Regions from separate parts of the Homo sapiens genome. Here region 1 is linked to region 2. The links are chromatin loops, found by intact Hi-C in ENCODE. Cell type or tissue: heart right ventricle. All regions are shown on one strand. Links, peaks and the distances in the headings refer to the core of each region. The heading gives the core; the rest is flanking DNA. Region 1 overlaps CFAP20DC-DT (CFAP20DC divergent transcript). Region 2 overlaps CFAP20DC-DT (CFAP20DC divergent transcript).

Region 1 (2,918 bases), core at 196-2,695, 92 kb after region 2:
GGGATTCTGTTTCTAGAGCTAGGTATTTGGAGATTGGGGGAGAGTGCTGTGGTTTGGGAGAACCTTCAAGAATCCAGTCCAAAACCTGGATGTGTGGCTCCAGGAATCTTGTACAAATGTCTCCCCATGATAACTTTATTTCCCCCTACCATGCAGAAACCCCATTTCGAATCACAGATCCGGGTCACATGCCAAGACGGCATCTTAGCCAGGGCCTCTATAGGTGGCTGTACCTCAGAGGGCCACTGAGGGCATTACCTGTCCATGCAGCAAAGACAGCCAGGCACTCAGGACCTGGACACATGGACACCACTCTGATGGGGTCAGTCCCCAGAGGGCTCTAGACAATGTCTTGGCAGCTTTTCTACTATGAGTTCAAATCCTGGCTCTACTTCTTTCTCACCCTGTTACATGGAGACGTGAGTCATAACATACAACAATGGTGGGAAAATGAGTTTTTCTGCATTTTGGAGAAAGCTAGAGGCAGAGATATCATTCAGCAACGAGGGTGAGGCTTCTCTGAGACTGTCTTCTTTTCAAGATCAAGCAGAGTCTGATATCTATAAACATTCCTGTAAACGGAGATTGTTATATGCTTTCTGAAATGGTATAAAAGTAATATAAGATACTTTAGGAAAGTGTATAAGAAAGTAATGTTATATTCTTCTGAAATGGTAAGCAAACTTCAGAGGGTCATAGCATAGCAAGAATTGAGCTCCTGAGATTAAGCAAGTCCTCATCATCTCTGGACAATATTATTGGCAGCTACATGTCGCTTTGGGCTTTGGGGTACACCTACTTCTCCTCCTTCCTAACGTATGTGTGTGTGTGTGTGCATGTGTGTGTGTGTGTGTGTATCTCTTCCTGTCTATCTACAGCCCAACAGAAACTCTGTACTGACTCCATGGGTTGGCGTGAAAATCAAATGAAGTCATGAATATAAAGCATTTAGCACAATCTCTGGAATATATTAAGTGTTTAATTAATGGAAGTTGTTGTCATTGTGGGTTTATCTGGTGATATTTGCCAGGAGGGGAGAATGAGTTGAAGGAGGACTGAGCAGCTCTATTAGGAGTCTGATTCCTCCCTCATTATCGAAAGCCTCTAAGTCAGGGAACACTGATACTTTGATGTCCACTTTGTCTAGAGTGAGGCTCAAGTTTCAAGGTTTTCTTCCTTTCCCTAACTTTATGGCCACTCTCAGGCCATAAAGATATCCAGCAGACCCTGGGTTTGTGGAAGACCTGAGCAGAGGCCCTCCCACCCCATCACACACATATATAGTCTCAAATAGAAAACCTCCTCTTCACGCTAGTACTGGCTCTACCCCACGTGCTTTACCACTTGTCACCTGTTTTCCAGAAATGGACATGTCTTTCCCCTCATCACGTGACTTCAGAGATTCCTTTTATACTTTTCAGTGTCTGCATGCTTGACACCAAATGTTGTCACCTCCTGCCATTATCTTTTAGTTGTACTGAAAAAGAAAAACCAGATCCAAGGCCCATGAGTTTCTTGCTAGCCTATCAGGATGCTCCCTCTTCTCCAACTGAACTGACAGTATCAAAGGTTTTGCCCTCGTCCATTTCCCGGGTAGGTCTCTGACAATAGTATCTTGTTCCCTGGCTACCACAATGAGAAGTGACAAGGACATTTTCCTGGCATTGCAGGTCATAGCTCAGCAGGAGCTGACATGGAGAACACACAGACCCCAGACAGGTCTCCCCGCTGGGTGACAGATACCAGGCCCATCAAACTCAGAAAATCTCTTCCTTTACTTCTCTTCTACATCAGTCAAGTCAAATTTAGTTATAAGCAACAGATTCCAAATCTGGCTGGCCTATGAAAAAGAGAAGTACTGCCTGGAAGAAGACAAAGACAGCTCACAGTATTGAGAAGGATGAAGAGCCTGGCCTCAGAAGGGACAGAATGGGACAGGTAGAGAGGTGTGTTAGCAGAAGGGCCACCACTGGGGTGTATCTGGCCCACACTGTACATGTTAAGATTCCCTGAAGATAGGCTGATGGGCCCAGTGAGGTCACAGGCCCACTGGAAAGTGGAATAATTCCCCAAAAGAAATCTAGGTATTGCCGCCAAAGAGGCAGTGAAGGTATAGGCAGAAAAGACGATGATGCTCACTGATAGGACAGCACCCAGCCCTCTCTGACATTCTCTGGAGCAGCTCAACCCACCCTCCAGATTGGGTTAACTGAGACTGGGGAAGGAACACTGTTCAGTGCTGCCATCCCCCACAGAAGGCAGAGGTGGTCCATGGGGGCCCTACCTGCCCATCCAGAACAATCTTTTGAGAGCTGTGTTCAAATGGCCATCTAATCAATTTCTTTTTTTTCTTTTTCTTTTTTTCCTTTTTTTTTTTTTTTTTGGGATGGAGTTTCGCTGTTGTTGCCCAGGCTGGAGTGCAGTGGCACGATTTCAGCTCACTGCAACCTCCGCCTCCTGGGTTCAAGCGATTCTCCTGCTTCAGCCTCCTGTGTAGCTGGGACTACAGGCACGCACCACCATGCCCGGCTAATTTTTGTATTTTCAGTAGAGACGGTTTCGCCATGTTGGTCAGGCTGGTCTTGCCGTCCTGACCTCAGGTGACCCACCCACCTCAGCCTCCGAAAGTGCTGGGATTATAGGCGTAAGCCACCGCGCCCGGCCCCCCATCTGATCAATTTCTGCCTGTTTCACCATCACTCGCACGAGCCCAGTTTTAGATATCTTGCCGTTTTTCATTTATTTCTATTTAACCTCAATCTCTTCAGCTGCAGAATTAAAACCTCCATATAAAGCATGATTTTCAGCGCAGGGTGGGTTAAGTGAAAGGAATCCCATGTTTAGGGTCCTACCTCGCACCTGAGCCCCAGTTTTCTGGTTTGTGAAGTGGTAATGGTCATTTCCTATAGCCCACCTAC
Region 2 (2,918 bases), core at 148-2,647:
CTGCAATGCAATCAGGTCTGGAGGGTAGCCGGGTAATCTATTTGCACAGTGTGTCTGTCCCTGTCTGTGAAGGTGTTTATTTTTAGCTCTCCACTGTTTCTAGCACCATCCCTCCTTTGGAGCCTGACAGCCCATTTGAGGGGCCTTAAACAAGCTGTTGAAAGCAAGAAACTGCTGAAAGTAGGAGTCAGCCGAGCAGCCAAGAAGGTGATTAGAGCAGGATTCACCTTAGGTGTCCGAGGTAGAAAGGTGGATTCAGCTTCGGCTTCGACAGAGTGTCAAGCAAGTTGGTCAACAAACTTTTAAAAGCCAGCCCCAGTGACACTCGCCTGGAGCTTTAAAGAAATAATGCCTCAGAGGACCTTGGAGTGTGAGGGCCCCTGGGTACAAAGGATGGCACTGGGCATGTGACTTCTCACAAATGGCAGCAAGCTAGACTCCTGAGCTCAGACTGCAAATGCCAAGGGCAGAAGCAGGAAAAGAAACGCTGAGTCAGTGACGTTTCCACAGGGCCAGCTGGTTGGTGCCTGTTTGGGCTAATTTGGGGCATCAGGAGGTCTGTGCTTAAGGTCACATTCATAATCGTGATAGTTAGTGTCAGAAGGTGACACAACCCAGACAGTCCCTGGACACCTGCAGGGGACAGAGCTCCAAGGTTATGAAAGTCAGCAATGACAGATCTTGGAGCAAGTTAAGTCCCACAGGGTCAAATTCTTTGCAGCAATGAAGGTAAAAGAGGCTGAGGACATTGCCTTTCTAAGTGGTACCAAGTACACTGAGTGCCCTAGATAAATATTAAATAGCAGTGATGACATCATACCACATCAAGTGTGTCGTTAGGACTCAGTAAGTCTGGTTGAGCCAGCTCAGTGTGACCATCAGCAGAGGGCCTGACCCCAAGGATTTTTAGTGTGGAAGGGGAAAATGGGAAGCAAAACAGCAAATACCAGAGACTGTAAGAGCAGCTGCATCTCTCAGGCCTCCCAGGCCCACAAAAGAGTTCATGACCACAAGCACTGGTCAGCAGGCTCTCTGCCTGGGTGTTTTGATTTACAGCAGGCACAAAACTGCAAGTAGTTTCACAGAGTACCCAGGGGAGGCAAAGGAGATGAGGGACCTTCCTCACCAAGGTTCACAATCATATATGGCCCTTTAACTGGGAGGCACTTAAAGCCTTGGAGGCAACGGAGAAGCAAGTGGGGAGTTGACTTCTCAAGAACATCACAAAGGAAGAAATACCCTGCTGGTAGATGTTGCAGAAAGTATTCTCAGCTAATGGTGGGGTTTTGAGGAGTTGCAGAAACCAAACATTGACCTCTGAAAATGGTGGAGCATTTTCCCTGAGAGTTTCTTGGATTCTTCTTTCTGTGCCCAATCTTCAGGTGGTGGGGTATCCATCAAGAGGTGGAATGATTTGTCCAGGTCATGCAGCCAATCTGGCTGAACCCTGTCATATCTCTTAGCTGATGGTGAAATGTTTTGGACCTCTAACTCTAAATAAGTGACATAACTGAACATCAAGTCACTGAAAGCTAGGGGTCAGTCATGGGAAGAGCATGGACTTTGGAATCAGAGTGAACTTGGACTCAAACAACAACTCCACATTCACTAGCTCTGGGACCTTGGCAGAGTCGTTTAGCCTCTGAGTCTCAGGCTTCATGTGTATAATGTGGAGAAAATACTGCCAGCTTTGTCAGGCTAAGAGAGAATGTGTGTCAAGCACTTAGTACAGAATCTGGCAGAGTTGCCATTCAATTAACTGCATTTATCAATCCATGTTAATTGCAATGAAAACCAACAGGGAATTAGAACCAAAATAGCTATCTTTCAGGTCAGAATCTACTGATGAACTGAAACAGAGGAAGAACCTACAATTGTAGACTGTGTTTTAAGGTGCCTAACATCATGGCAACTATTTAAGTATGTATGGTGGATAATTCTCTAGAGTTGTATGTTAAAAGTGAACATCATTATCTCCTAAATATTTACAAGTTAATCCATTACATGAAAGGGTAAGAGAAAATAAAAGATTCTAGGCCAACGAAAAGAACTGTGTATGGGTAGGTGTTTTTTTCAACCAAACTGAGAATGTGGATAGGGAAAAATAAATGAGAACAAGAGAGACCATAAAGATACGATACTTCCAGCTCTGAGTAATGCAAATTGGAGAGGAGGACGGATTCCAACAACTGGGATAGATCAGAAGGGAAGAGAAGAATAGAAACCACTTGGCAGAAGATCTGAGAGTCAACAGCTACCACAAAGGTGGAGGTGAGTCTCTGGAGACATCCAGTCTCCACCTGCTGCCTCACAGCGTGATCTTCTGTGAAGTGGGAATCACTAGTGCTACTAGAACAAAGAGCTCATGCGGGCAGCCAAGCAGCCTCCATCTGCTCAAGCTGGAAGCAGGAGACATGGGGAACACACAGGCTATTAAATATAAATAACCCGTATCGTCATAAATATTTTATATGGCTGCATACAGAGAAGGTACCATATTTTATACCCTCGCTGTGAATCTAAATATTTTATTGTTGCCAATTTTGCCATTGACCTCAGCTACAGTGAGGTATTTGTGGAGGTTGACATTATTTGGTTATATGACCAATGATCATTCCTGTTACCATGTGACATGATCATCTCTCCCGAGGAAATAATGGGCATCCATTGGCAAACACTGGACACTGATGGGTTTGTTTGCTTTTAAGTGATTCTGAGAGATGCACAAGTATGTGCACATATTAAGGAGAGGGTTTACTTTTAGAATGAAGAAACTTGAGGAAACTTATTAAGGAAGTAGCTTTCTGTGCTTGATTCAAATGAATAAAAGACAATACATTTCTGAGTGGGAGCCTTGAAAAGATTTCTATTTTGTGTAAAATGAGAGTGAATTAATACACAAAATGTGCTATATCCAT

What was found. Hi-C counts contacts between places; a loop is a spot of excess contacts. Peaks named below come from ENCODE experiments on the same cell type or tissue, not always from the same donor. Only the 100,000 strongest peaks of a DNase experiment are listed, where the experiment ranks them.
Region 1: a loop joins it to region 2, with 3 times the contacts of the local background. A loop is called at or near these places in 2 of 110 quality-filtered maps.

Annotation. Positions count from the first base shown.
Region 1 is chr3:59,698,468-59,701,385 of GRCh38, forward strand. All of the region lies in intron 6 of CFAP20DC-DT (CFAP20DC divergent transcript), which reads left to right. Among named protein-coding and RNA genes, the nearest start is that of CFAP20DC-DT, 610 kb to the left of the region's middle. In heart right ventricle, for the core only: no CTCF peak of the experiment used is centred there; a DNase peak (open chromatin) is centred at 1,590.
Region 2 is chr3:59,606,267-59,609,184 of GRCh38, forward strand. All of the region lies in intron 6 of CFAP20DC-DT (CFAP20DC divergent transcript), which reads left to right. Among named protein-coding and RNA genes, the nearest start is that of CFAP20DC-DT, 520 kb to the left of the region's middle. In heart right ventricle, for the core only: a CTCF peak has its summit at 1,528; a DNase peak (open chromatin) is centred at 531; H3K27ac peaks cover 1,045 bases.